Regions from separate parts of the Homo sapiens genome. Here regions 2 and 3 are each linked to region 1. A link is an interaction called in ENCODE POLR2A ChIA-PET data of the cell type or tissue named here. Cell type or tissue: GM12878. All regions are shown on one strand. Links, peaks and the distances in the headings refer to the core of each region. The heading gives the core; the rest is flanking DNA. Region 1 overlaps ZCCHC7 (zinc finger CCHC-type containing 7). Region 2 overlaps ZCCHC7 (zinc finger CCHC-type containing 7). Region 3 overlaps ZCCHC7 (zinc finger CCHC-type containing 7).

Region 1 (10,854 bases), core at 2,676-7,675:
CTAGTTTACAACAATGCAAGGAAGCCTTGCCATTAATTCAGCCTTCATTAAAAGACCAAAGCTAAATTGCTCCATCTTGTGAAAATGCATTTGCATTGTTTGTGAAAGTCCTTTGGGGGCAGAGCTGTAGAAAACCGCCTAACAGCAAATAATCCTTTAGTTAAATGCAAAAGTGTTATAAAGAGCTAAAAATTCTCTTTCTAGCAACTAATGTTGCAATGATAATTTGACAGTAGTGGTCTCCCAAGGGGCATTAAACAGGTGGAAAAAGAGCTACCATTTCAGAACTTTAGTTAAAAAGGAGTGGAAATTGAATGACCAGTATTAAGAGTCAGAAGAAAGTCTATAGGGTTATGTAGTCCAGTTTCTCTCATATAGGAATTTTTTCTCCAACATAGTGGACATGGTTACCTAGTTTCTTTGTAAACATCTCAGTAACAGCAAGTGTTAATAAGGCAGCCCATCTCATAATCAGATAACTTGTTATTGTCAGAGAATCCTGATCTGAAATTAGTAACTATTATTTTTCTTTCATTTTACCCTTTGAGCCATATTGAATTATTTCAGTATAGCTCATTGCCCTCATTCCTATTCCCTGACCTCTCCATATTTTCTTCTTTAGATCAGGTGTGTATTACAGGAGATTTTTGAAATGTAGAAATATATGGAAGAATAAAATGTTCAGTAAACATGATTGTAAGACAGCACTTTTCATACATGGTTGAAGTTGAAAAATTTTAAAGCAAGAAAAGGACCAGAAGAAATATCTTTCCATGTAATTGGCTATTTCTTGAAGAGTTATTCTTTTTGCTGTTAATGTGTGTGTCACCTATGGAAAAGTCTAGATTCAATAACTAAGTCAGAAAAATTGGTTTGAGAAAAAGACATCTACTGGAATCTGTACGGCAGTCCTTCAACAAAGATATCTATTAGTCGATAGATGTCATCCCCAACACCTGTCTACAATGACTCATGTCTTTTCCTGATTACCACTTATAGATTTTTCCCTTTTTAAAAAAACTTTACACAAAATGTAAACTTCATACATTGGGATTATTCTTTAGTCTGGATCTTTTCTTTGAATGAAATAAGCTTTGGGATGCTTATTTAGATGTTCAATGGAACAGTGTGGAGAACAGTAATTGTGTTTGGGCTAAAGAATTAATCCATTTAGTCATGGGAAGCACTACTTAGCTTTCCATAGCAGCTGAATTGTGGTGCAACTTTGGGGCTATTTTAGGATTTTAACCTCAAATAGAAATGAAAGTTTATTTGTATTGATGAACATATGCTTTTGAATAATGAGCCATTGACTTGATTTCAATGAAAGTGAAATTGTTTTTCAATTCAGTTATTTTATGTTTGAACATGAATTGAAAGCTACATCTTTGTATTGCTGAAATTTAAAAAAAATCAATAACTTTAACATTTTAACAGAAAGTGTTTTAATAAGCAATTATTAGGGTGGCTTCAGAAGGGTATTGTAGCTTTAAAAATTTCTGACGGTTATTAGTACACTTTTGTACTGTGTAAATCAGACATTGGAATAAAATTACTTTTATTAACTAAAATTCTCCTACAATAGGAAATTTTACTGCATTTTGACATCTAGCAGGCCAAAGAAAGATGTTCAGAAAGTCTTATTTCTGTCTCAGACCAATAATTATCCCATATTTTGTATAAAACATTCTTTAAAATTGTTAGTTTAGATGATCACACAAAAGTAACTTTTCCAAGGGATGTAAGTTGCCTGCCACTGTACTACAGTCTGGCAGGTTCTACAGCCTGGAGAAAAATCTAGTAGCCTTTTAAAAAAAAAAAATTGTGTTAATAATAGCCTGTTTATGTTGTTGGATTTTCTGCTGTTTCATGTACAATTTTATATGAGCTACCAATTAATGCAGTTTATATGCAGTTTCTATCCTCAGCAAGGAATGAGGTGGTAATCCTGCCCTGCTCTTACTACAAAAGCTGGGCACATATCTACCAAGGAAAAATTTGTCCGCCTTCAGGAATTTCTTTCTCCCTCTTTCCTAATCAGTGCAAATCCATCAGTCACCTGAAGTCTCATCTCCTCCATGAAGCTTGTCCTGTGTGACCCTTGTAACCTGATATCCTCATCTTTAAAATTATTATTTGAATGCCTCATCCCTTTCCCTCTTACAGCGTTTTCATTATGATTTTCAGGTTCACACTCAAACTCAGACATTGCTGATGTTCTTTGAACTCCTCTCTGGCACTTAACTTGCCTATCCCACACAATTAAGCACTCTGACCAATTTTGTAGTTAGGGTGAAGTTTTCATACAAATGTGGATATATTGAAGACAAACTCTAAAAAATTGGGTACTTGCTATGCTAGGATAGTGGCCTTTAATATATTAAAGAATATTTCTCTTTTTGAGTTAGCATTTTTAATAGAAAATTAGATAATGGTTAAAACTCAAATTGGAGTACTTGATTCCTGGTGATTTAAGAGATGATACAGAGGTCCTATAAGAGACTTTAGAGCTTACTTACATATCGTAAGTGGTAGGTCAATGTAGAGTTAAGTAGCAACGGCCTTGCAACTCAAGAGCAAGACTGTTAGATAATATAGGTAGAGAATCAAGCAGGATGAAGCAGTGTATTTAGTATAGGGAATGGAATTATTTGGAGTAATGGTACTGGGAAAACATGTCTGAACAGATAATAGAGAGTGTGTGGGGTTAAGACAGACTCTAGTGGCACTGGGAGGATTGGGATAGAGCTTGGTGTTGCACAGATATTGTGCCTTAAGCTTAAGTGATGTATTGATGATTTTCATGGAGCATTTATTCTTTTTAAAGGGAAGATTTATTTGGGTGTTGTCCTGGTTAACTTCAGGAAGGCTTCTGTGTGAAATTATGCTGGAATTCGTTTTAAGGATGTAAATCCTATAAATCCACAGCTTGGGTGACAAATTGAATCTCTAACAAATAGAAGGAATTTAAGAGAAAAATCCTGTTGTCAAAGAATAGCTGATATTACAAACAGTTATTATATATACAAATTCTCTATCCAAAGGATGTCTTTGTATGTTGTTGAGATCATTGTCACTGCTTACTCTCAGGTGGGTATAGCAGAACAAGAACTCAGATTTCTTGGATTCTCTTTTTTCTTTTTTTTTTTTTTTTTGAGATGGGGTCTCACTCTATTGCCCAGGCTAGAGTGCAGTGGTGTGATCTCGGCTCACTGCAACCTCCACCACCCGGGTTCAAGCTATTCTCATGCCTCAGCCTCCCTAGTAGCTAGGATTACAGGCGTGCACCACCACACCTGGCTAATTTTTGTATTTTCAGTGAAGACGGGGTTTTACCATGTTAGCAAGGCTGGTCTTGAACTCCTGACCTCAGGAGATCCGCCCACCTCAGCCTCCCAAAGTGCTGGGATTACAGACGTAAGCCACCGCGTCCAGCCAGATTCTCATATTTTTTGTAACAGCAGATCCCTTATAAGTGCATCCCTTTGCACACCTAAATGCCTAAATCATATTGTTGATAAGTTTAATTCAGCAAATAACTGTTATTTAGCCACTAGGGACGTTGCAGAAGAAACTACAAAATAAAGTTTTTTTTGTTTATTTTCTTCTCATCTCCTTTAGATATATGAAAAATGCTGCTCATTAGCAATGTTTGTGATGTGGTCATGCAAACCAATGTGTTTTGCGTCTAATGTAGCAGTTTAATGAGTGGGAAGATGACTATCCTGGGGTGAATATGAAATGTGGCATGGAAAAGGAAACAATTGCTTGTGAATCCTGGAGAATCTGGTAAAGGGGGAACTTAAATATGTCGAGGAAGGGAAAGGCATTGTAAACCAGAAGAATAGATAGGGAGAACAGTTTGAGCAAATTGTTTTGGGAGGCATATTTAATGTAGTGAAGACTTAATGTAGTAGTGATTTAATGCGAATTAGCTGGAAGAGACACTACCTACAAAGCTCATAATTTAGTCCAAATTCTGAGGAGTAACTTATACTAGGTTGGTAATGGTACTACTGCAAGTAAATAAAATATTGCCAAAATAATTTTGAAATTAGAGTCACCACGATTTAATGACTTGATAAAAATGTTAATGGAGAGAAGAGAGATTGTAAGTTTGTGTGATTTTTTAAAATAATTCAACTACTGATAGCAATAGGGAAGTTGAAAGGAAGGGCCCAGTCCACTTTAGTTTTAGATGTGTAGAGTTTGAATTTTCTGCATTTGATTTTGGTGAAGGAATTATGAGGGTACTTCAAAAAATAAGACTAGAATGTTTGTGTCAGGCCCAGATATATAAATATATATAAATATTTGGGCATGGAAAGAAAATCCCAGGAATCAAATAATGTGCCAGTTTTATGATTTTGACACACTCAAACCTCTGCCTTTTGTTTCTCTGGGTCACTCTGTCCAGTACAACAATAGGCTTGCTATGTATTTTGGATGAACAATGAAAGAGAGTGAACTGTTCTTTAAAAAGCTGTTTATTATAGTGAAACTTTATCTGTAGATGCAGCCACTTTGCCAGATCTCTGATGGAACTAACAATAATTTTGTCTAGTTAATTTTAATAGTACGTCCTTTGTCACAGGTTGTTCAAATGAACAAATATAACATGATTTTTATGGCAGGTAAAGAAGAATATTTTAAATGGAAGGAGACCTGATGCAAAGAAAAAGGCATTATTTTTAGTGGTGCAGCGATTTTGGGACTTATTATAGTAGAACCTATTCTTTATAGAGATTATTTTGTTTGATTTTTCTATTTTGTTTTTCTTTGCTATCTAGCTTTGTTACATAGTGACCATTTTTAGCACTATAAAACTTAATGTAGTAATCAGATTTAGCAGATTATTATTTAAAGCTGAGCATTTAAAATTAACTTTTTGCCCTGTGTTCATTTTTGAATTTCCTGTTTTTATATAAATATTTGATTAAAAAGCTTTCTGTTTAATAAAATTGTGTTATGATTATTTTAATGTCGTTTGAGGACATTTAAAAAACCCTCCCAAAATATCTAGGATATTGTTTTAATCTGTAGCCTTCTCAGTAGAAATTAAAAAAATTGGGGGATACACTTTTTTGTGTGAAGGATAAAGCTCTTGTATTAATGACAACATTAGGTACTGGGTAGTATTTTAGTCATTATTAAAATTATTATTAAAAATTCTGTTATATATTGTAACGTATTAAACATTTGAGTATGTGTTGAGTTCATCATTTGAATACATAGTGCTGTTTTAAGTTATTTGTGTGTTATGAAGAAAAGGTCACTATGTTTTATTTTTATAAGGTGGAAAAAACAATCCAGAATGATAATCAAAGCCAAGGTAGAGGAACTTGTTAAACACTTTAAAATTAGACTTCCCCCCACCCCCAGCCTCTAGTGTGATACTTTGAAGGCAGCTGCTACAGATAAACTCTGGAGCCCCAGATGGTGGTTGCCTAATCCTCATGAGAATTCATGTCCTGGAAGCAGCTCTTATCTCTCCAGACCTGACATTGTCTGTGAGCTTTTGCTAAGGAGGGAATAATATAAACATGCTATGCATGAGTTTCACTTCTTGAATATGTCAAAGACACAGGAAGTTATAACAAAGTATAAAAAGAACCGAGTTCACATTTATTGAAAATGTTGTTATTTAAAGCACTTGATGCTAGCTTGTGATGATGAGTGATGGGGTGCAGTCTGGAAGGAAAGGCACAGTGAACTGTTTTTTATTTTGGAAACGAAAATGCCAGTCTCAGTGTTATGATTTCAGAGATGTAGATTTGTCATTAAGTGTGCAGTACCCAGAATAATTCAGTTATTTGATCTAATGTAAGAATGTAAAACAATCCATCCTGTAAATGAATGTCCTGGCTTTTATTTCCTATGCAGGAGTCCTCTCTGTTTCGAAAGTCAAAACAGCAATTGCACTATTCTGGATTTGATGTTTTGTTAAAAAAAAAAAGTTTCCGAAATCTGATCTGTGAGATCTGGGCCAGTGACAACTATAAGTGGTTGTCTCTTTGGCATAGCAGCCAAATATTCTGAAGTGAAATTGTGGATACTTTATCTACTTCAGGTAGTGTCTCATTTAATATATGAGCAGGGATGTTGGCACTGTCATCATGAATAATTGTTGAATCACCCATCACTTGATGTTATGACTGTCTATAAGGAAAAAGGGGAATTTCCCATCTTATAAAATGACAAAATTTGTAATTAAATGGGAAACTGTAGTGTTCCTCATAACAAAGCCTAAGCCTGTCTTTCAAATCTGATACCTCTTTCTCTAAATAACCTGTTTTCCAACCACTCTGGCCCTCTTACTTGTCCTAGAATCTGTGGTGCCCTGTTATGTTTTCATATCTTTTTTCATTTTATTTCATCATTCTGCAGAGCCCTTCCTCAAAAAAGCTTCTATTCATCCTGTGAGATGAATAGACCCAGCTAAAATATCACTTGTTCTATGGAGTCTTTCTCAGACTGAATAATTTTATTTTCTCCCAGAATGTTACAACCAGAGTAATCTTTGTAAACTACAGATTTGATCATGCCTCAATAAAAAAGTTTTAATGGTAATTAACATTTCATATCAAACTCAGTGTATCAGCCTAGTGGTCTCTGTCTTCATTTGTCCAGCCGATCACATCTTCTCTTTGTCACAGAACAACTTGCTGTTATCCCTTCCTCTGAGCCTACTTTGTGGTCACTTTTGCCCTGGAGTGCTCACCCGTCTGTCTATTTTAGTCTTCCTCATTTTTAAAGATCTAGAGTCTATGAGGAATTAAGATAATACAAAGTGGAAAGTGTTAGGTGCCAAAAGAGAAAGAATTCAGTTGGCATACTTATGTTGTCTTTGCCTCCTCTGTTCAAGTGGGAGGTCCTAATGATAGAGCTTGCTCCCTCAAACTTGTGTATATTCTGCAGTCTCTAGTACAGTATCTTAGGGAAGAGGTAGAGGAGGAGATAAATTTGAAAGATTAGTAAGAAAGAACTGAGTAAAACCTGGGTTTGGTTAGATAGGATAGGTGGTAGAGTGAAGGAAGAGGCATCAAAGACTCGTGTTCAATACCTTTTTTGCATTGAATTAATTGATGATTGACCCTTGGTGTGTTTGTCATATTTTCCTTGCTCTTTGAAATTCTTTTGCCTAATGTGTGCTAAAGTAGTCTGAAACAGACTGCTTACCACCTGTATCTTTTAGCCTTCTACCCACTGAGCTCCTTTTCTATTGCTTCCTATTTTTGACACATTTGCCACACCCTCCTCCCCACCTGTATTCTCTTTTTGGGGTTCTGTTTCCCATAGTAATTTAAATGGCCAATGAAAACATGCCCCAGATGATACTATTTTTCATCATGCTCTCCTGCCACTTTGTTTTCCTGTTTAAAAGAACAAACAGCAAAAGAAAAAGACACAAGCTGCTAGTTTGTAGCCTAGCTGGCTCTGATTTCTCTAATTCTTGTCTTTGCTGTTCTGTCATTCTTGGTTTCTACTGTTTCTTTTTCTTTTTTCTTTTCTTTCTTCTTTTTTTTTTTTTTTTTTCTTGAGACGGAGCTTCACTCTTGTTGCCCAGGCTGGAGTGCAATGGTGCGATCTCAGCTCGCTGCAACCTCCACCTCCTGGGTTCAAGCGATTCTCCTGCCTCAGCCTCCCGAGTAGCTGGGATTATAGGCATACACCACCACGCCCAGTTAATTTTTTGTAATTTTACTAGACACAGGGTTTCACTATGTTGGCCAGGCTGGTCTCGAACTCCTGACTTCAGGTGATCCACCTGCCTCGGCCTCCCAAAGTGCTGGGATTACAGGCGTGAGCCACCGTGCCCAGCCCTACTGTTTCTTTTTCTGTCTGTCTGTCTGTCTGTCTTTCTCTCTGTCTGTCTGTCTTTCTGTCTGTCTTTCTTTCTGTCTTTCTTTCTTTCTTTCTCCTTTTCTCTCTGTTGTCCAGGCTGGAGTGCAGTGGCGCGATCTCGGCTCACTGCAAGCTCCACCTCCTGGGTTCACGCCATTCTCCTGCCTCAGCCTCCCAGTAGCTGGGACTACAGGCACCCGCCACCACGCCCGGCTAATTTTTTGTATTTTTAGTAGAGACGGGGTTTCACGGTGTTGGCCAGGCTGGTCTCAAACTCCTGACTTCAGGTGATCCACCTGCCTCGGCCTCCCAAAGTGCTGGGATTACAGGCGTGAGCCACTGTGCCAGGACTGTTTCTTTTTCTTACCGCGCTCTGCTCCCATTTTTGCCTTCCCATTTGTGCGCCACCATTATTAAATGCTTTATATTCTCTCTTTTGATTGGGTTACACGTTCTTTTATTCTTCCTATTCTTAATCCTTTGTGTTTTCTCTGTTACTTTGTTTTTCTAATTTCCTCTCTCTTTGTTATCTTTTTCTGTTTTCTTCTCCATGTTCACTTCCTTTTTTTATTATCTTTCAACTCTCCTCCTTTTTTCACTCTTCACTGTGTATCATTAAAAAATAAAAACAAACCCGAAAACAAAACATAAGCTCTTGGCTGTATTCAGGCCTCATTTTGTGCTTAATTTCCATGTTTCCTGTTGCTTTAATTAGAGCTGACACCAAGTTTTCCCCTTCATTTATGACTTTTCATTGTTTTCCTCATATTCCTTACCCATAACAAATCTTAAAAAGCTATAATCCCAGCTGTTCTCCATCACCATCATGTCCAACTCCATGTGCTTTCTTTTTCCATTTTTCTTCCAGTGATTTTATGTATGTGTGTTTATTAAAGTCCTAAAATGGGGAAAGTATGGCTGATGTGCAACTGTTGAGTCCTGCAATACTGGCTTTTCTGCCTCCTAGAAGCCTTGGTGGTGAGGGTAGAAGCGGGAGCCAATTCATAAAAAGAGAGTGAAGAGTCAAATAAGAAATTTGAGGGTGTTTATAGCTGTCTGTAAATTATGCTTTGTGGAAAATAGAGTTGGAAGTGTAATTGAGGAACAGGAGTAGACCAGAAATATGAACCATTGAAAGGCTCTCTGCTTAAAGATGCTTATCTTTTCTTCCCTTCCCCTGTGACTCATACCTACTGTTCATTAGAAATGCATGTGTTTTAACTGGTCTTTTTTAAAATGAAAATGTTCTGTAATGTTAAGTCTTCATCACACTTTGTGTGACTTAATCAGATTGTGAATAGGAATTTTAATTTTGAGTGTGAGGGAAGGACAGTGGAGGGAGAGCACTAATGGGTAGAAACTCTCCTGTGTAACAGGGGCTATGGGAGACAAGGGTATCATTGCATGCTCTTGTAACTTTTGTTTTGAATTCATTGAATTTTTTAAATGAAGAAGATATTAGTGAGAGTCTAGTTTAATTTATTTATTTTATAGGTTAAAAAACGATCCAGAGAGATTTACTTGTTCAGGTCTTACAGCTTGTTAGTGATTGAAAAGGGCCAGTTCAATCCATTGTCTTTTTAATGCCATATTATTTTTGTATTACAGTGGCTTCCTAGCCATTCCTTGACTTGAAGTGAGAAGAAAAGGATCAAAGAGAAAAAGAGACAAAAAGTAATATGTATATGTGCCCTTCCACCTTCTCATTCTTTTCTTCCTTTATTGTCAGCATATTATAATATTCTGGTTTTCCATATCTGAAGAACAGATCCTGCTTGTACGGCTAAGGAGCTGTTTTATTGCAAGTATTAGAAAACAAAAATATTAGAGCTTTATTGAGGAGGAAAGTAATAATATATTTTAAAGGTTTTCTATGCTATTTTATTTGTGTTCATCAAAAACACAAGATCACTTTTTGTGTAGAAAATCTGAATGGGAAGCAAAATCTGACTGGAGAATCCAGTGGTCCAGAGTTACTTTAAGAAGTGAATATGTTTAAATAGCAGGGCCCAATGACATGCATCCTAGGGCACTTAAAGATGTGGCAGATACCATTGCAGAGGCACTAGCAAATTACCATGCACAGGATGTGAAAAGGGCAGAGTAATGGTAGGGCTTCTAAGCCACCACTTTTGTTAATCTAGTGCTCTTTACCACCTCCCCCAAAGCTATAGAAACAAAGAAGCTATACAAAACTCATATTATCTGCATTGCACTGGGCTTTGAAGACACCACTTATCCAGCCATACCCCATTTTCTCAACTTACGCATCCTAAATGTAAATCCAATGTGGGTTTTAAGAGCTTGTATAATGTCTATGGAAAATAGAGAGTAGAAATAGAGCTTCTATTCACAAGTGTTTCTTGAATCCCATTTTTTAGAGTACATTTAGCATACTGACTTATTTGATCCTCTAAGCAACTCAGAATGTCTCTGATATAATGCATAAAAATAAAGATAGCACAGTGTGCAATAAAAAAGTTTACATTCTTTGGATTCAGTTTGTATTATCAATCCAGACCTTTTTATTTGTTTGTTTCTATTATGTACCTTGTCTGCTTCCACAAAAGGATTTGAGATAGATTGGGATAACATGCATGTACAATAGTAGGACAGCTGAAGATAAAGTTAAAGGGTAAACAGTCAAGTGAGGTTACCTCTTCTAGGAACCTGAGGTAAAATGATTATTGTATTTAGATATTAAATTTAGCTCTCAGCTTTGGCAGTTAAAACCAAAGGGAAACATAATGAATTGTTTGTTTTAATTGTTTGTTTAATTAAAGAGAAGCACATTACTTTTAACCTTAAATCATGGCTATTTAAATACACATGTATTATCTCTGTAAACTTTTTTGTTTGTTTTTAGAGGCAGGGTCTTGCTCTGTTGCCCAGGTGGAGCTTACTGTAACCTCCACCTCTTGGGCTCAAGTGATCCTCCTGCCTCAGTCTCCCCAGTAGCTAGGACTCAGTTGTGAGCCACCATGCCCAGCTAATTTTTAAATTTTTTTG
Region 2 (10,854 bases), core at 3,688-8,687, 120 kb after region 1:
GGAGGCTAATGCAGGAGGATCTCTTAATCCCAGGAGTTTAAAACCTGGTGGCTCACACTTGTAATCCTAGCACTTTGGGAGGCCGAGGCAGGTGGATCACGAGGTCAAGAGATCGAGACCATCCTGGCCAGCATGGTGTGAAACCCAGTCTTTACTAAAAATACAAAAATTAGCTGGGCGTGGTGGTACACACCTGTAGTCCCAGCTACTCAGGAGGCTGAAGCAGGAGAATCGCTTGAACCTGGGAGGCAGAGGTTGCAGTGAGCCAAGATCATGCCACTGCACTCCAGCCTGGCAACAGAGTGAAAGTCTGTATCCAAAAAAAAAAAAAAAAACAGCCTGGGCAACATAGTGAGAGCCTATCTCAAAAAATAAAATAAAATAGGGTTGGGCTGTGACCAGCTTCAGAGAAGGCAGTACTCTTTTCCCCAAATCTACCAGTATCTACTATATTTGTTGTAATTACATGGCGAAGGTTCTGGAAGCTGGTCTTTGTAGCCTACACACCTGGTGTAGGATTCCCTCGCAGCCCAGTCAAGCCTGGGCTCTACTGACTCCTTGTGGCAAGGCTCATAGTCCTTCCACCACCCCAGAAACTTCATGAGAATTCACATGGAAGCCGAGTCATTCTGGCCCCATGTTGTTGGAACTGTACATGCTTTAGGTCTGTCTTGAAACCTGGGCCTCCACAGAAAATTTGTTTCCTCTGCAGCCCTATCAAATGCTTGCTGCTCATCTTCCGTGACCCTGAATCTTAAGAGATGATATCAGCCTCTTTCTCACATGCCATGGCTGCTTTTAAGTCATTACTCAACCCTTTTTATGTAAATACCTTTGGCTTATTTAAGGCTTATACCCTCTAGCAATACTATCCTCTACCATTCTTTGTCATTTTCATCTTCCCACCTACTGGACTTTCTGCTCATTCACAGAGGATTTCTAACCTTTTATAAATTGACGATATTGAGAAACTTCCAAGGCTGGGCGTGGTGGCTCATGCCTGTTACCCAGCACTTTGGGAGGCCGAGGTAGGCAGATCACTTGAGGCCACAAGTTTGAGGCCAGCCTGGCCAACACAGCAAAACCCCATCCCTACTAAAAGTACAAAAGTTAGCTGAGTGTGGTGGTGCACACCTGTAATTCCAACTACTGGGAAGGCTGAGGCATGAGAATTGCTAGAACCCAGGACGCAGAGGTTTCAGTGAGCCGAGATTGCACCACTGAACTCCAGCCTGGGCAACAGAGTGAGACTGTTTCCAAAAAAAAAAAAAAAAATGAAAGAAACTTGCCCTTTTACTTTATATATTCCCATAGTCACACACCTAGACCTCTGTTTGGCCAGATTACCAGATATATGTATGCAAAGAGAATTTGTAGTGAAAACTGTCGAGTCATATTCAAATCCTTTCTGTAATGAAAAGCTTTTTCCTAAAATCTGTTGGAAATTGCTCATTGGTTAACTACTTCTGTAAAAGTATTTGGTTGAAATTCCAGAGTTTTATGAGGTGAAGGATAAAAAGATGGCTCAAGGCCTACTAAAGTCAACCTGCATCATTAGTCCCTTTCAGAAGACAAGAACCTGGATTATGGAAAGAATCCTGTTTCTGAATCTGCTATAGTTTCTCTCCTCACTTGCCAACAATTTTTAAATATACAGAGAATTTTTAAATGTCTGTATACCTTTAGCTTGCACACAGAAACCTATTCTGTGAGCTATCTCTGACATTTCCAAGATAACAACAGCCATACATAATTGTGTGTTTACTGTGCTGGAGGAGTGCTTCATTCACCACTATGCCCTTAGCATATAGTAGGTGTTCAGTAGATTTAATCCTCATAAGCAGGATATGAAGTGTAGGTACTATTTATTACTCCTATTTTACAAACTGAAAACTGAGACATTACAAGGTTAATAAGTCTAAGGTCTAAAAGCTAAAATGATGCTATACTTTATGACTATGTGGAGAAAGCTTACATATTGGCAATCAAGGAATCATCAGTTTATCTCCTACTCGGAGGATCTCTCAACTTTCTTTCTTAAATATGCAGATATTATAGCTCTAATAAGCAACTTTAATATAACACTCATGACATTGGGGCAACATAGTGAGACTCCCACTCTTTACCAAAAAAAAAATTTAAAAATTAGCCAGGCAGGGTGGCACGCACCTGTAGTCCCAGCTACTCGGGAGGCTGAGATGGGAGGATTGCTTGAGCCCAGGAGATCAAGGCTGCAGTGAGCTGTGATCACATCACTGCACTCCAGCCTGGGTGACAGTGTAAGACTCTCTCTTTTTAAAAAAAAAAAAAAAAAAAAATCAATATATTATAAAACACATAAAGAAAAATATTTTCCAAACAAAAATAAATTTTACCTTAGGTTGTCAGCACTTTAAAAAACCCCTGGGGATCAAGAAAGCAGTATAGAATGTTGATTTTCAGATACAGAGCCAATTCTGTGATACCATAGAGCTTTACTGCTCACAAGAGACCATTGCAGCTTCAGCAATCTTTATTAATTGTTCAGATTGCCATCCTTTTTTATTAAAGCATAATGACTGAGTTAGTCAGTGTCAGATATAATCAAAACCCAAACCTCCTAAATTTCCTACCTTTATTCAGCAATTTTTTTCTCAAATTCCCTGCTCAGTGTGTTATCCCAGTCCATGCTAAATAACTGTTAAAGTCTGATTTTTTAATACAGTGGGAGAAAATAATTCATAGAACATATTTCACTTGATTCCTTTATTTATTTATTTTTATTTTTATCTTTGAAACAGAGTCTCACTCTGCCGCCCAGGGTGCAGAGGTGTGATCTCGGCTCACTGCAACCTCTGCCTCCCAGATTCGAGCAATTCTGCCTCAGCCTCCCAAGTAGCTGGGATTACAGGCATGAGCCACAACACCTGGCCAATTTTTGTATTTTTAGTAGAGGTGTGGTTTCACTATGTTGGCCAGGCTGATGTCGAACTCCTGACCTCAGGTGATCTGCCCGCCTTGGCCTCCCAAAGCGCTGGGGTTAACAGGCGTGAGCTACTGCGCCCGGCCTTTTTACTTTTTTGATGCTAGAAAAATGCTCCCATATCAGCCATATACTACAATATTTTTCACAGTGCAAAAGTTTATTTTAAGGAGAACTCAGTTTAAACTGTGTAGTATTTAACATACACGTGAGTGCTCAATGATGTTTCTTCAATAAATATATATGTAAAATTGAAAACTAATGTCTTTTATTTAGATTTTTATTAAACTTGGAGATTTCCAGCAGGAAATACAAAGCATCTAGTACAAATCATTTCATACTTGTCAAATCCAGAATGGAGAGTTACTAGAGCATTATTTTTGTAAAGGTAATTATTTAAGAAACAGGTATTTATTTTATTTTTAGTGTACTCCAAGGAGCACTGAGTAGTATTCATATGATTTCCTCCCCTTATCCTTTCCACAGTCTTACTCAGATATGACTGGCCAGAAATAAGAATGGCTGAAACATATTATTGTGCTGAATAACTAAGCCAAGATTTGAATTTAAAGACTTGCTTAATTCACATATTTTGTGTAATGGCGGTTCTACCTTTATTCAAAAACATCTCCAGTGTTCTACCACCCAAATAAACTTTCTACATTTGTTCATTTAGCAAAAATTTGCTGGTTGCCTCTTATATGCCAGACAGTATTCCAAGTACTAGGGGAAAAAAAGATGAATAAAACATGATCCCTGCCCTTGAGGAACTCAGAGTATAATAGGAAAGGTGGGTGTGTTAAGAACAGTGTAAAGTGTAATGTGAAAGTACATCAGGGTGGTGATAAATAAAAGAGTCTTAGAAGACTCTAAACTTAGTGACTTGCAGATGATGCATACCTAGAAAATGTAGAAAGTGTGACGTAGACCTAAGAAGGGAGCCAAGTAACTGTGTCTTTTTATTTTGACATGATTATAGATTCACATGCAGTTTTAAGAAATAATATAGAGGGCTGGGCGCAGTGGCTCATGCCAGTAACCACAACCCAGCCCTTTGGGAGGCCAAATCTGGAGGACTGCCTGAGGCCAGGAGTTAGAGACCAGCCTATGCAATATAGTGAGACCCTATATCTACAAAAAACATTTTTTTAAGAAATGATAAAATTAAGATTCAGATAGCAAATAATCATGAACAAGCTAATTTCCCTGCTCAACTTATTTGAAGAGAAACCACTGATATATTCAAATCTACTTAATGAAAATGAGAATGCATAAATAAGAATAAATAATTAAAATTAAAATGCCGCCTCCCCAACAAAGTAACTTAGATGTGTAAAATCACGATGTGAGGAAGGAATGAAGGGGAAAAGAAAAACTCATCTCTGAAAAAACTAAAACACTAGAATTATATTATCGTGATAGATTGGTATGTACTTTCAGATAAATATGTAGTTCTGCTGACAGTGTGCATTACACCTACCTTTGGAAATAGGAAAATCAGACTTTGGTTAGATATATGTACTTTGTTCCACCCACTTTTCTCAACATTTTAATGTTATTTATAGGTAATATTGGAGCAAGAGGGCAGGCTGCAATTGATTGATTGTCTTACAAAATTGTTGTATAGGCTTACCAAATGTTTATTTAACTGAGAGATCAGACTACTTCAAGAAAGTTAAGTTGATTTCTATACTTGAAGGTCTCCTCCTGTCTTCTTGATGTACACAAAACTCACGATAATGTTAGTGAAAATCGCATACATGTTCATTGTTCAGGGAGTAAATCCCAAAATCAGGAATTAATAATTTATTGGAACTGTTACCAAGCCACCTAATAAATGAATATCTGAAATTTTCATGGTTGCAAATGTATGTGACCTTATGTAAATAATTATGTTCTACATTTTAAACTTGAAGGCATATGGTACAGTTTGGTTCAATGTCCCCACTCAAATCTCAAGTCGAATTGTAATTCCCAATGTTGAGGGAGGGACCTGGTAGGAGGTGATTGGATCATGGGGGCAGATTTCCCCCATGCTGTTCTTGCAATAGTAAGTTCTCATGAGATTTGATGGTTTAAAAGTGTATGGCACCCTGCCCCTCATTTGCTCTCTTTCTCTCCTGCCAACGTGAAGGTGCTTGCTTCCCCTTCAACCTCCACCATGATTGTAAGTGTCCTGAGGCCTCCTCAGCCATGCTTCCTGTTAAGCCTGTGGAACTTGAGTCAGTTAAACCTCTTTTCTTCATAAATTACCCCAGTGTCAGGTAATTCTTTATAATAATGTCAAAATGGACTAATACAGTGTATAACTTAGCACATTTAAAGTTTGAAGGAGAAACCAGTTCTTATTTTAAATTGTACTAAATGGTTTCCTTTCTAGTCATTTCTAAGTAACCTGAAAATTCCTCCAATCTTTTCAACTCTCCGTATAGTACATACCTCCTTGTCTAGTATTAGTCACTTTGAGTGGACTTAGCAGCTTACTAGCAAGCTTATCTTGTCTTTATAGAAAATGTAAGAATAAATGTGTAGAAGATAGAGATAATTCCCATTCTGCAGACCCTTACCTTTCATCAAAGGAAGGGAAATATTGTCTACTTCTAGCCTGCCTTTATAAACTTTATAAGCTCTCAACATTAAAGGATAAATAAACTTTAGTTTTTCACTGAGAATCTTATGGCACTGAGGAATGGACTGACTTACTCTTCAGTCCAATCACATTTGGGAAGACACAGGTCTCTGATGTATAAAGCAGAAGGCCACTAAGAATTTTATTAAATTTCAAACTTATTATATGCCACCCCTTTTTAAAACTAAATCCAGGTATAAAAGTCCATCATGTAGACTTGAATTTTACTATTAAATCCACTAATACGAACAAATTCTGGGACATAATTATCTGAGTTATGAATTGAGAGTGAAAATAAGATCCTCATTAACAACTCTAAGGCTAAAAGATTCACCAAATCTTACAGAATAAGGTCAGTGCTGCTGACCTTTATAGATCCCTGGATGTGGTGGGAGTTGCCTATAGTCCTAGTACGTGGGAGGATGAAGCAGGAAGATCACTTGAGCAAAGGAGTTCAAGTCCAACCTGGGCAACATAGCAAGACCCGATCTCTTTTAAAAAAAAAAAAAAAAAAAAGTATACATTCCAGACAGCTTTCTGATTGGGTTTTGAAAATCTCCCTCAAATTACACAGCAGTGAAGCAATGTACACAACTGGGAAAGCTTTTTAACCTCTAAAACTATTCAAAGACTTACTTATAGGGATCTGTTTGCCAGCATACTAATCAATTCTGTGTATGATTTTGTTGTACTAATCAATCCTAGGTATGATCTGGTCGAACCCAATATGCAGTTATTCATCTTGAAAAAACAGCTGTTTTCTTCAGTTGTCTACTAGTTAAAATAATTAGGCATGCCATCTAAAAGGTACACACAGTTCGTCTTGAAAACTTACAAATGCCTGTAGAATGATTATATTTCAGTTAAAAAAAAAAAAAGAAAATGAGCTCTGCATAATCTACATGTATATGCTTGTGTGTGTATATATATACATATATAAACAATGATAAATGGGATAAAGTATACATACCAGGCTCTTAACATTGCTTTTCCTCATCAGACTGGGATTGGGTTAGAAAAGAGGGCTGAGAAACACAATTAGCTTGCCTTTATTTGTATTTTTATTGTATTGTTTCATTTGTTTTAAAAAGAGAGTAAGATAATTATGCAGGATTTCAGTTTAATAGTAAGCGTGATCTTCGTTTGTTGTAAGGCATTCTACTAATTGTTGACTTGATAAAAAAAATCATAAGCAATACTAAACTACTTTGAGAAGTTCAAGACACTCAAGCAAATTATATAATAATAAATATTATGAGCTAATCAGCCTTTTAGTTATAGAACATAAAAATAATTCTCTCTGTAATCATGGATATTACCAGAAAAATATACATCCTAAGAACACTAATCATTACGGTGAGGTAGTTTCAGATATAAAGGAAGACATGGCTCAATTTTTAAATTATTTCATCAGTGTTATCTAAACTTTTACTTTTTTAAGCCCATTATATTTTAGACAGGAACCAGTTCTAATGTAGCAGGAAAAAATTCTAAAGTAAGCTACAGGGTCTCAATATTAAACCTTTCTCTCTCACCCTGTCATCCCTGGTTTAGGGATGCTTATATAGAACTTTTACCTATAGGTAAATGCAAAGGAAAGGTAAAAGTTCTATATAAGCATCCCTAAACCAGGGAAGGTAGTAGTGGGTAGCAAGGGTGATGAACTGGTTCCTGTCTAAAATATAATGGACTTAAAAAAGTAAAAGTTTAGAATAACACTGGATGAAATAATTTAAAAATTGAGCCACGTCTTCCTCAGTCTCAAAAAAAAAAAAAGGGTTCCTTTTTGTTTGTTTGTTTTTTGTTTTTGAGACAGAGTCTCACTCTGTTGCCAGACTGGAGTGCAGTGGCGCTGGAGTGCAGTGGCGCAATCTTGGCTCACTGCAACTTCCACCTCCTGGGTTCAAGTGATTCTCCTGCCTCAGCCTCCCAAGTACCTGGGACTACAGGCACGCACTACAATGCCCAGCTGCTTTTTGTATTTTTAATACAGATGGGGTTTCGCCATGTTGTCCAGGCTGGTCTCGAACTCCTAACCTCAAGTGATCTGCCCACCTCAGCCTCCCAAAGCGCTGGGATTACAGGCATGAGCCAATGTGTCTAGCCAAGAATCTTATTCTTATAAGAATCTGGCACAATGAAAGGGTCTTTTAATGGTATAAATAACAATATCCAGTGATTTAAAACAACTCTTCATAGTACCTGGGACTACAGGCACGCACTACCCTGCCCAGCTGCTTTTTCTATTTTTAGTACAGATGGGGTTTCGCCATGTTGTCCAGGCTGGTCTCGAACTCCTAACCTCGAGTGATCTGCCCGTCTCAGCGTCCCAAAGTGCTGGGATTACAGGCATGAGCCAATGTGTCCAGCCAAGAACCTTATTCTTATAAGAATTTGGCACAATGGAAGGGTCTTTTAATGGTATAGATAACAATGTCCAGTGATTTAAAACAGCTCTTCACAGGTCTCTGTAATTGTAACTCTTTCCCTGTTCTTAACAAACCAAAACTTGATGGTCTCTCAAGTTTTCCATAAATGAGTTGATCAGAGACCTATGCAGTGCTTGGCAAATACCACCTGAGCTGCCAGTACTGGTGGGATTTCACATAAGCCTCTTTTTTTTTTTTTTTAATATACCAATAGAAAAAAAATTGCAGGCATATATAAAGAATTGGTAGATCAAAAAAAATAATAATAATCAGAGATGTCTCCAAATGAAATGAATTGTTTGTAGAAAATAGGAAACTTGGGAAAATCCTAACTCTTTCTTCACAGATAATGTGAATAGAGAAGACAGACGAAAAGCACTGCTGAGCAAAATGATGAAGAAAATTATGGACAAAATAGTTCACACTCAATTTGAGTGAGAAAAAGACCCATAGTGAAATTTCTGAATGTCAAACAAAAATTATACTAATATCCAGAGAGAAAAACACACAAATCAGATTCACATCAGACTTCTCCTGTATAGTACTAAATGCTGAAAAGTAATGGAGAAATCTCTAAAGCCTAGAAGATTCTGAGGAAAAAAGATGATACAATCTGTTGCTCATTTGTGAATTTAAGGGAAAAGTCAGAGAAAAAAATTAGCAACAATGAACAGTGAAAGCAAGAAAGCCTGGAATATGTGTCTGAATACTTCTTGATAATCTGTTTTTTAACTTAATATAAGTATTTCCTGGGTGCAGTGGCACCTGCCTGTAGTTGCAGCTACTCAGGAGGCTGAGGCAGCAGAATTGCTTGAGGTCAGGAGTTCAAGACCAGCCCAGGCAACATGGTGAGAGTTCATCTCAAAAAAAGACAGAAAAATATAAATAGAGCAAATTTTATTTTTTAAATTATAGTAATGTGGTTTATAGGTAATTTCAGTAAAATAAAAGGTTATTTGTTTCAATAATCAGAAGAAAAGTAAGACAAAGGAAACTCACGTAGTATAACATTATGGGAGAAAATGGGAGCAAGAAAGTATAAAAAACAAAAAGCATAAAGAATGAGAAAAATCAGACCAAATACATCAATTATAACAATAAACATTTTCATAGTAGATTAAACACTCTTATAGATTTAACTGCCTCCCCCACTCCCCCCGACCCCCCCCAAAAAAGCCTGTTTATCCAAAGAGACCTTTAACAAAAGTAATTGGCAGACCATGGTTTGGGAAAGATTTTTGTAATATGTATGATGGCACAATTATCTGTAATATATAAAAAGCTCTTACAAATCAATATAAAGAAAGGAAAATAATAATACCCAATGTTAGGGAAGCTGTACTATTAAAGTACATTTGGATGGGCTTTCTGGAATTCAGTGATGTATAGTTGCAAAGATATAGCTATAAGAATGTTTATATCAAAGTTGTTAATAATAATGAATACTAGATGCAACCCAAATATTTGACGATGAGGATGACTTGCCTTACAATATAGTCATATAATGGGATTTATTCAGCCGTTTCGAAAATGATATAAAAGGCCGGGCGCAGTGGATCACCTGAGGTCAAGAGTTCGAGATCAGCCTGGACAACATGGTGAAACCCCATCTGTACTAAAAATACAAAAATTAGCTGGGCATGGTGGTGGGCTCTGTAATCCCAACTACTTGGGAGGCTGAGGCAGGAGAATCGCTTGAAACTGGGAGGCAGAGGTTGCAGTGAGCCGCGATTGCACCATTGCACTCTAGCCTGGACAAGAAGAACGAAACTCCATCTCAAAAAATATATATATTTTATATATATAAATGATATTGAAATATAAATAAGTTGCTAGTACATTAAGTAAAACACACAGATTACAAAACAGTATGTGAAGTATAATTAGACTTCTATATATATGTGTGTGTTTCTATATATGTAGATTTGCATAGAAAAAAGTTTGAGTGGGCCCTGTGTGGTGGCTCACACCTGTAATCCCAGCACTTTGGGAGGCCGAGGCGGGCAGATCACTTAAGGTCAGAAGTTCAAGACCAGCCTGGCCAACATGTTGAAACCCTGTCTCTCCTAAAAATACAAAAATTAGCCAGGCGTGGCAGCGCACACCTATAATCCCTCCTACTTGGGAGGCTGAGGCAGGAGAATCTGAAGTGGGAGAATCACAAGTCAGAGAATCACTTGAACCCAGGAGGTGGAGGTTGCAGTGAGCCAAGATCGCATCACTGCACTCCAGCCTGGGCAACAGAGTGAGACTCTGTCTCAAAAAAAAAAAAAAAAAAGAGTAAAATATTCCAAAATATTTGCTCTTGTTATGTCAGGAATTATAGATGTTTTATCATTTTTTGCTTTTTATTTCTATTGATCTTTATTTGCGAGTTCTATATTAGTCATTCTAATAGATGTATACTGTCTATCTTATTGTAGTTTTAGTTTGCATTTTCTAATGGCTAATAATGTTGAATATCCTTTCATGCACGCACTTATCATCCTTATTTCTTTGGTGAAATATTAACATCCCTTCCTAATTTTTAATGAGTGTTAATTTTCTTCTTATTGGCTGTTGATAGTTCTGTCTGTATTTTGGATATAAGTCTTCAGTTGGGTATGTGATTTCAAAATATTTTTTTCTAGTCCATAGTTTGTCTTCTTATTTTCTTGACGGTTCTCAGGCAGAGCAGAAGTTTTTAAATTTAATGAAGTCCAACTTATAAATTTGAACTCTTTACCCAACCCCAGATCACACAGTTTTTTGTTTTTGTTTTTTGAGACAGGGTCTTACTCTGTCCCCCAGGCTGGAGTGTAGTGGTGCAATCTCGGCTCACTGCAACCTCCACC
Region 3 (10,854 bases), core at 3,440-8,439, 69 kb after region 1:
GGCTGTGACAACATTAGGATAAATTTCTGATAAATTATTTCAAAATCTAAATTTAGAACATCTAGAGCTAATTTTTAGAACAATTTTTCTAAAAGCTTTAACTCTACAAATCAGTTCTGTGTATAGATTTAATTCTAAGTGTAGATTTATACAGGGGTATTTAAATATTCTTTCTGCTATTTCTTGTAACTTGGAAGTTGTACAACTTCCAAGAAACCAAATGACTTCATGACTTGTATATAATTCAGAATGTCTGTTTGTGCATCCTACCTCATATCTTCAGGTATGAAGATATGGAAACATTAAATTTAAAATAATCCTTCTCATTAACAGTTGGTTCTTCATTAAAACAGTTGGTTCTCATACAAAAATATTGTTCTTTTCAACCAAATGTGACAATCTTTATATTCAATTTCTCTTTCTAAAGCTATTGCTATTTGGTTTGCAATGTTGCAGTGGTTTATAAAACTGGAGATTATAAATGCCTTGATGAATTCTGATATATTTTTGGTGCCATGACTTGGATACTTTGCAATAATATGCTGACAAAGGTTTTACTCTCTGAGCACCAACACTTCCTGTCCTGGTCCTTAGGCTGGAGAGTTAATATTTGCGCATATACTGTTAGGATAGGTTCCAGGAAGAGGAGTACTTTGGCTTTCCACTGTATATCCCCAGTGCTGAGCCGCTCTTTCATGGGGCTGCTGCCATCATTGCCATTGCCAATCTGGGCTCAGTCCTGGCCACTGCCTTGAGTGCCCTGTGTTGTCCACGTCTGTCCCAGGTATTCACATTTGGGCCCAGGCAGCCAGTCCAGCTGCTTAGTGCATATGCTGACACTTGACATATTTCCTCTGTTCTGTGCTCCATTGTCCCACTGGTCTTCATCTACAAAGTACAAGTTCAAAGTCATTAACAAGTTCAAGATGGCGACAAAGGACCGTTCAACTAAATAGAGGCCCCTTTTGAGAGCAAGCCCATGTGTGACTGCACAAGTTACATACCTGGTAAGCTTACTCTGCCCATTTATATTGCCGAAGTACTAAGACTACTAAACTGCCTTTAAATTGCTCTGTTCAGGACTTCCCTAAGATGAACTATTTGACCTTAATGGGACCTATATAGTTGTTAGGGGCAGAGACATGGTAGTTTTCATGCAGGTATTCAGTGAGTTTGTTTTAAAACATGCTACCTTCTTAGTAAGACTTGATACTCCTCTAGGAGCCTTATGGAAGCTGAACTCCCTGGCAGCCAGGACTGTAGCTATTGAATCTGACTGGGGTTCTAAGAGGAAGGCTTTTGAAATGGAGTTCAGACAAACTGCTCTATCAAAATACTCTTGTTGATTTAGTTTGCTGTGTTTTATTCTATATCTTTCTTTTAATTACCACTTGGATTTTTATTATTTCTGATCTTTTTTTGTTTGTTCGTTTGTTTTTTGGTTGAAGGAAAGGGATCATAGATTATTATTTAGCTCTCACCACTGGCTGCTTGATATGGATGGCCTACTGTTTATCAATGCCGATAACCAGAGTTTTGGTGGTTGTTGATACCATATATGTCCCCCTTAATCTTGTAATCTTGTACCTATGTGAGAGACATTTTTAAAGAAGAAAATCAAGAAAAATGTCTCATAGCCTCATTTGTCATTTTTTTCTTCTTTAAGACGTCAACAGATTTTTTTTAGAGGAAGTTTCTCTAACTAAATGTCTTTTGTCCTCTGTAAAATGGACAAGAGTTGAAACAAGCAATGTATATGAAAGGTAAAGACGTCAAAGTCAACACACAGACCCCAGATTGCACTCAGCCACTTCTTTGCTTCCCACAGCATTTCTATGCTGTAAAATGCTGTCTTCAATGAACTAGAATTGGAGTTACTGTTTGATCCTCCTCTTATCCTCTTAACCTTGGCCAAAGATATTTACATTATCACTTCCTAACTGATGTGCCACATCTATTGCAAAAATAAGTTGTGGTGAGCAAGATACTGATTCCTTGTGTTCTCAGGGTGGCCTGGCAGGAGCTTCTGGGTCAGTTGTCTGAAGGTGCCCTGCTCCATTTGCCCTAATGTGCTCTATAAACACCTTTCCTTGAACACTGTGACATGAAAAAGGCTTGGAAGTACTACTTTAAACTTCAAATGAAAAACTCACAAGGAAGTGAAATTCCGTAATTAAGCAATTACCTTTTAACCATTTATGTAATCAGTATTGCTTTTGTTCTTTTTCAGTTTTTTTCTCCTAATTTTAGTCAAGGTAAACATCTAAGCAGCAAGTAATATACTGATGAAAATAAATTTTGAGATTTGTAATCTAGTAATTTGTCTTCTGAGTCTTGTGTTAATAGGAACCAGAGGTCTTAGTAAATGAGAACTATGATTCTGGGTGCTTAAATTGTTTTATCCGCACACTCATTGCGTGAAAGATTTCAGCCTATAAGGAAGAAATTATGTCAGTCTAGAGTCTCCTCATTGTAGAAAAGTTCCCATTTTTATACTTTTGATGATAACAAAGCAGCTCCATTGGATTGTGGTTGACAATAGCAATCTGTATGTTTTTGCTAGCAACATACAGATCATAAGTAGAACATATTTCAGAGTTACACATGATCCAAGAGAAAGTGTGCCGAATTTTGAACTTGGTTGGTAGAAAAAGGTGATTTTTTTTTTTTTGGTAAAGAGATTTTTTTAGATAAACTCTAAGAAAGTAGTTATTTACAGAAAGTACACTGAAGTATAAAAAGATAGTAAACATAGTCATAATGACTATAGTTGCTAGCTATATATTCAGTTTATCTGAGGGGGCAGGAACTTTAGCATCATCTTGTTTTATGAACTCTAATTTACTTATCAATAATTTTTCTTACTAGTTACTTGTTGCAATAACTTATACTATTATACTTCATGTGTGGTTTTGATTTCTTAATGGCAGTATCTTCTTTATTAGTTGACTATGGGAAATATACAAGTATAGTGTCCCCTTGTTTGCAAAGAAAGGGATTCGCGTCTTCACAGTTTACTCACAGCTGCAGTGGTGAGCTGCCCTCTCCTGGTCATCTATGCCTTCCAGAACTCCCGGTGGATACCAGGGAAAATCATACATTTTGCCAAATAAATGGATGTTTTAATCATCTTTGATCTTAACATTATTTTGTGACACTGTAGTATAAAGCTCTGCTGTAGCTCCTTACTTTTCATGTCTTAAAAGACATTGTTGACAGAAAAGATGGGTCATCTTTTTTCTCCCACGTTCTTGTAGGCATTCTATCCACCTGAGATTTTTGCCCCATTACTTCAGTCTTAATGGACAAATTTTGTGCCACCCTTGTTTACTAAATTCTTGAGATTTACTTAGAAGATGTTTCTTAGTTTGTCTATCCACTTTGGGAAAAAGAGATTTTCAGAACTGTCTTAAATAAGTGGATTACCCAAGATGTTCTTTTCATAGAAGATTTTTTGTTACATATTTTCTTAAAAATGAGCATCAGATTTTCTCTACTGTTAATAATTCATGTTGTACATGAGTTTACTGGTGATTCTTCTTAAAACCAGTGCTTATGTTTTTATTTTTTTAATTCTCTATTCTTCAATTCCTATTTCTTATAAGCCCATCCTTATTTTAGACTCTAGACTTGGGGACCTATGGGATTCGCATCAGTTATGGTGCTTAACAAAACTTTAATACCAGAATTTTAGAATCTTACTTTCTTGTTGAAAGTAGCAGTTTATCCCAGCCTTTTCCTATTATATACCTTATATTTTGTATATACTCTTACATTTTCTATATACCCTTATATTTTGTATTTTTAAAATGGAAGGAATGAAAAAAAAACCTGTGGTTTTTATCGTATTTCCCATTTATATTTGTACCTTGCTACTAGTTGCTATTTCTATTAAGATTCCTAGAAAACTTTTTATGACATGTTGTTTCTAAAGTTCATATATATTGTAGTAACTCAGTATAACTCATTATTTACTAAGGAAGCATACTAATATTGCATATCCTCTTTAAAATCCTACAGTTAAGAACAAAAGACTAGAAGACATCAGGCCTTTTCATTTATTAGTCATTTTACCTTTTAGACAATTTTATGTAATTATTTTTCACGTGGCAAATTTCATTGTACACTACACACATACGTTTGCAGAAGGGGTGCAAAGTTTTGGATACATGGAAATTTCTTCTTGAGTTAGCTAGAATTTCTTTTCCTTTTTCAAGTTAAGACAGAAAACCCAGCCAATCAATTCAGTTTTGATAGATTTTAAAACCCTAATCAATACTTTAAAATTACTTATGAAGCAAATTATTAAGAGTAACTTCTAAACGTAGAAAACATGAAAATCACATCCAAATTGTAGAAAGAAGTTATTTACAACAAGGTCAGGGCGTGTGCCACTTCTTCCTCCAGCCAAGACCTTTCCTGAACTTGGTGATCATGGATAAACGAGTGCCCAAGAGTCTTTAATTTGATATATGCATTACATTTCTAAGATCTTAAACTAATACTATCTCTTTGCTTGTCTTTGGTGTTGAGATTGTTTAAACCTTTCAAGACCTGATTTTGAATCCTTGCTGTCATTTACTAGTTGTGTGACAGACTTGCCCACTTCTCCTTTATAATGTGGAGGTAATATTCCTACAATGGATGCTTGTGAAAATTAAACATTAATAAGAATATTAAAATGCATTTTGTAAGCCAATAAATGGCATACAAATGTAAATAGTACTTATAAAATAAAATGCGTTTAATTTTTTAAAAATATATGACATTCCCAAAACGGAAAAAGGTATTACAGTGTCTGTTAAACCAGACTTAATGGAATACTTGATTTTTCTTCTCATAATCAACCAATTACATTAATGTATCAAACCTGTGTACTGATGAAGATATTTTAAATAGTCTTTTTTTTTGTGGAGGGCAGAGAATTGTGTAACTTTTATGTATCCCACTGCCTTTTTTATTGTGTATTGTGAACACACCACAGCAGAATTTAAATAGTTAAATATTTGTTGCCTCATTAAATTGTGGCTTCCTAACTTAACTTCAGATTGCAGAGGACTAGAAAAGTAGGCATTTAATATATTATTTTATTTTACGAGTTTTCTTGATACATAATTGGTTTTGGATATATTTCCTCCTAAGTACAGAGCTAGCACCATAAATTACAAGCAGTAACCAGATCTTTTTATATGCCTCACTTTATATTGCTTAGGCAACCTTCTGTATGCTGTTTTCTCTAGTCCTCTCCATAGCAGTTAAACCTGAACTCTCATCAGAGAAGTAAAAATTTCCTGTAAAATGAGTTGTTAAAAGCTATATGTTTGAAGTGTAAGAGCAGGCCCTTCTAATGTTTAGGAGTTAGCTTGTGAAAAAACAAGCTTTTATCTATGTGTTCTTGCATTTCAGTCTGTATTTCTGAATTTATGTATGTGTGTGGCAGTGTAGGGTAGATGATAAATTTTGTAGCCTAGGAAACCTGTATCCCATCAGGAGAGAAAACAGATGTTCTTCCTCCTGGTTAAGAACTACATCTATCCATTTAGCAATTATGAATCTCTTCCCTAGGTAATACTCTTTGAGAAAGGAATCTTTCAGCAGACAGGATCAAGAAGCACATGATTCATTTTTTACATTATGGGAATGAATCCTTTTACATTTGCCTTCTCCTTTTTCATGCTTTCAGTTTAAATAAAAGTAAGTAGACGTTCCAGTTTAAATCACGTTCCAGTTTAAATACCTTACAGGATGAAAGGTATTCTTTACTTCCTAGGATCCTAGGATTCCTAGTAAAGGGATTCTTTCTTACTTCCTAGGATCAGCGAATTGGAGACACTGTCAGAGATCACGAAAGAAAGTTCGTCATTCCTCCCATCCCCAATCCAGTTCAACCAACTTGTTTCTAGCCATGTTTTTATTTAATAGTTTCTGATTTTAGCTTGTTTTGATTGAAATTATATTATCCAAGTCTTGTTTATGTTTCTCTGAAAGTGGCCAAATACTGTTTGTTCTACTTAAGTAGTATTTGCATCTTTTTCTGTCCTCATGCTACCACTGTAGTTGAAACCCTTATCTCTTACCAAAACATAATCTGTCATCTCGTTGCTTCTCTAAATTTCTTCCATATTGCTGTTGGACTGATCTTCCTAAAATAGAGGTCTCATCATGGCTTTCTGTTTTCCAGCGACCATTTTCCTTTTTCAAAGGTATCCTATTGCCTTTAAAATTGAGGATAGTGTGTTTAGCCTAGAATTGACACCCCTCAGTGTTGGCCCTAGTCTGTTTTTTTCAGGCTGTATGCCATAGCACTCCTTCACATGAGCCAAACTGGATGGTTCAGGCTTTGATACTTCACTACCTCTTTTCTCATCCTCAAATCAGTCTCTGTCTTTGTGATACCCATCTTCTCTTCCTTCATCCCCTCCCCAAATCCCTGCATGTTGAATTCCTACTTCTTCCTCAAGATCTTAGCATAATGCCACTTCTACTTCTTCTTTAAGGTCAGACATAGAAAGAAAAGAGTAGGAACTGTATTTACTGTATCAATATGGTAAAAACAACACTTTAATTCCTTTTTTAAACTAAAATGATTTAACCTACTTCATTTATATAGTTCATCCAAAAAAACAGAATGACCTTCCCAAATGCAAATGCTTAATATGTAAAGTTTAGTTACCATATTAAAGAAGATTCTGCACACCATGCCACTTAGGTATCAAGAAATGATGGTATGGCCAAAATGGGCAAAGGAAGAATGAACTATTACAGACAAAACTATGAAACTCAGAGGAGCTCATAGTACAACTGTAAATTTATTTGTTTTTTTAAATTTAGGGATGTGTAAAGAGCTATAAAGTTCTTGACAGGATTTGATAAATCATCAGGGAAAGTAGTTAATGCTTTAGGGTAAAACATTTTAAAATACAGCTTTAAAAATATATAAAAATAGAGCTTTACACTCCTGTTATTAATTTTTAATTGTCTCTTTATGATGCTAAGCATGTTGGCACTAGACTCAGTTTTAAAAATGTCTACCAGCTTGGCATGGTGGCTCATGCTTGTAATCCCAGTACTTTGGGAGGCTGAGGTGGGAGGATCACCTGAGCCCAGGAGTTTGAGACCAGCCTAGGCAATATAGCAAGACTCCATCTCTACAAAAAACAGAAAAATTAACCAGGTATAGTGGTACACACCTGTAATCTTAGCTACTTGGGGGGCTAAGGTTGGAGGATAGCTTGAGCCGGGATGATCAAGGCTGTAGTGAGCAATGATTGCATCACTGCACTCCAGCCTGGGCAATGGAGCAAGACTCTGTCTCAAAAAACAAAGTCTAACAGTGATGTATATGTTATACCAGTGTTATTTGGAAGATAACTTGAGACTTTTCCCATGCATACTGAATTTTTGGGAAATAAATTTAAGTTTTTCTGTATAAATGGTCAAAAAAATGTTATATTGAGAGAGAGAGAGGTATACTATCCGGAATACAGTCTGTGGGATATGCCTGTACAATTAATTTATCCATTCAGGCCCAGTTTCAAAGGCTTTGGAAGATGGGTTGCAAAGTTTATTAATCCTCATCATTTCTTGGCTAAGATAATTAGTATAATATAAAAAGTCTTTGATTCTCTATTCTGATGACCTGTTTTGATCCTTAGAGACAGAACTAAGGATTAAGGTGAGATGAATCTTCTTAGTTTACTAGCCAAAACAGTATACTCAGCCCTAGAACAGAATTCTCTGTCGCTTGTATTTAGCATTCCCTCTTGCTGAAAGTGTTCTTCTCTTTTTATATTTATGATTTCTATTAATGAAATTGCATCTCTGTCTCCCATTTGGTGGTGGGGGGGAGACAGGGGAGAAGAACAGGGCCTTGCTCTGTCTCTTAGCCTGGAATGAAGTGGCATGATCACAGCTCACTTCAGCCTCGACCTCGACCTCCCAAGCTCAAGTGATCCTCCCACCTCAGCCTCCTGGGTAGCTGGGACTACCATGCACGGCTAATTTTTTCTTTTTTTTTTTTTTTTTTTTTGAGACAGAGTCTCGCTCTGTCACCCAGGCTGGAGTGCCGTGGCATGATCTCGGCTCACTGCAAGCTCCGCCTCCCAGCTTCACGCCAGTCTCCTGCCTCAGCCTCCCGAGTAGCTGGGACTACAGGTGCCTGCCACCACGCCTGGCTAATTTTTTGTATTTTTAGTAGAGATGGGGTTTCACCGTGTTAGCCAGGATGGTCTCGATCTCCTGACCTTGTGATCCACCCGCCTCGGCCTCCCAGAGTGCTGAGATTACAGGCGTGAGCCACCGCGCCCGGCCTAATTTTTTCATTTTTTATAGAGACAGGGTCGCACCATGTTGCCCAGCCTGGTCTTGAACTCCTGGGCTCGAGGGATCCTCTCACCTTGACCTGAGATTACAGGTGTGAGCCATTGGGCCCAGCCTGCATTTTCTTGAAGTTGAAGATTTCCTCTGTGATCACATCAACCCAAGATTCTCTTTCTCTAAGCCCTATTAGCATTTCTTATAATGCCATTCAAGTACCATCACTAACTTGATTGGAAGTTCCTCAGAGCAGGGACTGTGTTTCAGATTTTTTGTTCCCCACAGTGCTTAACACAGAGCCTAATACAAAACAAATTCTGTGTGAATTTTTTGTGAAAGCTCTTGGTATCTCTAATGTGCTCTCAAAACCAACTACTATTATAAGATAATTAGATTTTACTCACTACCAGATTTCTCTACCTGGCCAATAAGGTTTGCAGAAGTTCCAGACCTATCAGGTGTTTATTTGCAAAGAAACAAAGTAGTAAACTTCAAAAGTCATGAATGTACTCTTGAGCCCTGTCCTCACAGAAAAAAAAAAAAATAAGCAAAATTTCTATTTTTTTTTTTGAGACAGAGTCTCGCTCTGTTGCCCAGGCTGGAGTGCAGTGGCGCGATCTGGGCTCACTTCAAGCTCCACATCCCAAGTTCACACCATTCTCCTGCCTCAGCCTCCCAAGTAGCTGGGACTACAGGCGCCCGCCACCATGCCCAGCTAATTTTTTGTATTTTTAGTAGAGACGGGGTTTCACCGTGTTAGCCAGGATGGTCTCGATCTCCTGAACTTGTGATCCGCCCACCTCGGCCTCCCAAAGTGCTGGGATTACAGGCGTGAGCCACCGCGCCCGGCCGCAAAATTTCTACTCTTTCCGAGGGGCTAATGCTGTTCTCAGCTGTGAAACTTTATTGTTGTCAATTCTGGCATTTAATTCTGAATAGGGTGCCATCACCTTCACTACTCTATTCATGTGGTCTTTCAACAAATGTATTGAATACTACTGTATGCTATGTTAGGGATAAGAAGTGACCCAGACTGCTATAAGGGAAAGATAAAACAGTAGTATGAGAGTGTATAATATTCTAACGTAGTATGGAGGCCAAGGAAGGCTTTTATGGTGACGTTTAAGCTGAAATCCAAAAGAATTAACTAGTCGAAATGGTGAGGCAAAGAGTGTTTTGATCCAAGGAAATAACATGTGCACCCTATCTACTAGAAGGGATGAATTATTTGCTTGCTGTCCTGAAGGTAGGCCATTGTGGCTTGAAAGAGTGTGAGAGAGAGCATGTAGGGCAAGATGAGGCTGGAAGAGTAAGTAAAGATCAGAAATTTCAGGCATTGTAGGCCATGTTAAGGTTTTGAACGTTATTTTTAGAGCAGTTGCTAATGAAGTATATGAAGCAGGGGTTATAGGAGCAGATTTCCATTGTTAAAAGATAGCTATGCTTCAGAAAAGAGAATGGTGAGAGGGCCTGTAGTACCTGCAGAAATACCAGTTAAGAGGCTACTGGGAGGCTGAGGCAGGAGGATCACTTGAGCCCAGGAGTTTAGCCTGGGCAACGTAGTGAGATCTCATCTCTACTAAAAATTTTAAAAATTAACTGAGTGTTGCAGTGCGTGCCTATAGTCCCAGCTACCAGGGAGGCTGAGGCAGGAGGATCGCTTGAACTGGGGAGATCGAGACTGCAGTAAGCCATGATTGTACCACTGCATTCCAACCTGAGCAACAGAGTGAGACTCTGTCTCAAAAAAAAAAAAAAAAAAAAAAAAAAAACAAAAGAAGTTCTAGGCATGATATGATAATGTTGTTATCTTAGGTTAGTGAGGTGACAGTGAAGAAAGATTATAACTGAATTATAATTTTTTAAAGTAAAATCAACAGAACTTGGTATGGAACTATTTATGGGAGATGAGGAAGAGAAAAACAACTCCTAGATTTCTGATTGTGCCCTGCGTATGCTAAGGAAATACTCAGAAGGGACCAGTTTTAGGAAGTGCATTTGAGGCACCTAGGCCAGTTGAATTTGAGTGGTCAGGTCAAGAGTTTTATATCTGTGAATCACAAGCATAGATAGGCAGGCTAACTTAGGGTTTCAGTTATCTGAGGAAAATAGAGGGCTTTGTTGTTTTATTTGGTAGCCATTAGCTATGTGTGTATCTGGTCTGAATTGAGATGTGTTATAGTCTAAAGACTGAAAAAAGGCTGTAAAGCATGTTATTAATAATATTTTACATTGATTACATGTTAAAATATTTTAGCTATATTGTGCTACATAAAATATATTATTAAAATTAATTTTACTTGTTTAACGTGACTACTAGAAAATTTAAAATTACCAATCTCACATTAGTGGCTTGCATTACATTTCTGTTGGGCAGTGCTGGTATAGAAAAGCAAGCTTAGGATTGGGCCTTGAGATATCCCAATACTGAATGTCTACATATTATCAGAGTCAAGTTCTTGGCATTTTCGTGTGAAAAGACTCAGATACACTACATACACATAAAGTCTTAGCATTGAAAAGACCTCCTAGGAGGCT

Evidence for each region. ChIA-PET counts read pairs that join two places held together with the same protein. Peaks named below come from ENCODE experiments on the same cell type or tissue, not always from the same donor. Only the 100,000 strongest peaks of a DNase experiment are listed, where the experiment ranks them.
Region 2: POLR2A ChIA-PET joins it to region 1 with 5 read pairs; 6 of 35 experiments call an interaction of 5 or more read pairs at or near these places.
Region 3: POLR2A ChIA-PET joins it to region 1 with 5 read pairs; 6 of 35 experiments call an interaction of 5 or more read pairs at or near these places.

Annotation. Positions count from the first base shown.
Region 1 is chr9:37,191,810-37,202,663 of GRCh38, forward strand. The region is part of intron 2 of ZCCHC7 (zinc finger CCHC-type containing 7); the gene reads left to right. Among named protein-coding and RNA genes, the nearest start is that of ZCCHC7, 77 kb to the left of the region's middle. In GM12878, for the core only: no CTCF peak of the experiment used is centred there; a DNase peak (open chromatin) is centred at 5,532; H3K4me3 peaks cover 477 bases; H3K27ac peaks cover 3,683 bases.
Region 2 is chr9:37,308,663-37,319,516 of GRCh38, forward strand. The region is part of intron 5 of ZCCHC7 (zinc finger CCHC-type containing 7); the gene reads left to right. Among named protein-coding and RNA genes, the nearest start is that of LINC01627, 81 kb to the right of the region's middle. In GM12878, for the core only: no CTCF peak of the experiment used is centred there; no DNase peak of the experiment used is centred there.
Region 3 is chr9:37,259,559-37,270,412 of GRCh38, forward strand. All of the region lies in intron 2 of ZCCHC7 (zinc finger CCHC-type containing 7), which reads left to right. Among named protein-coding and RNA genes, the nearest start is that of LINC01627, 130 kb to the right of the region's middle. In GM12878, for the core only: no CTCF peak of the experiment used is centred there; no DNase peak of the experiment used is centred there.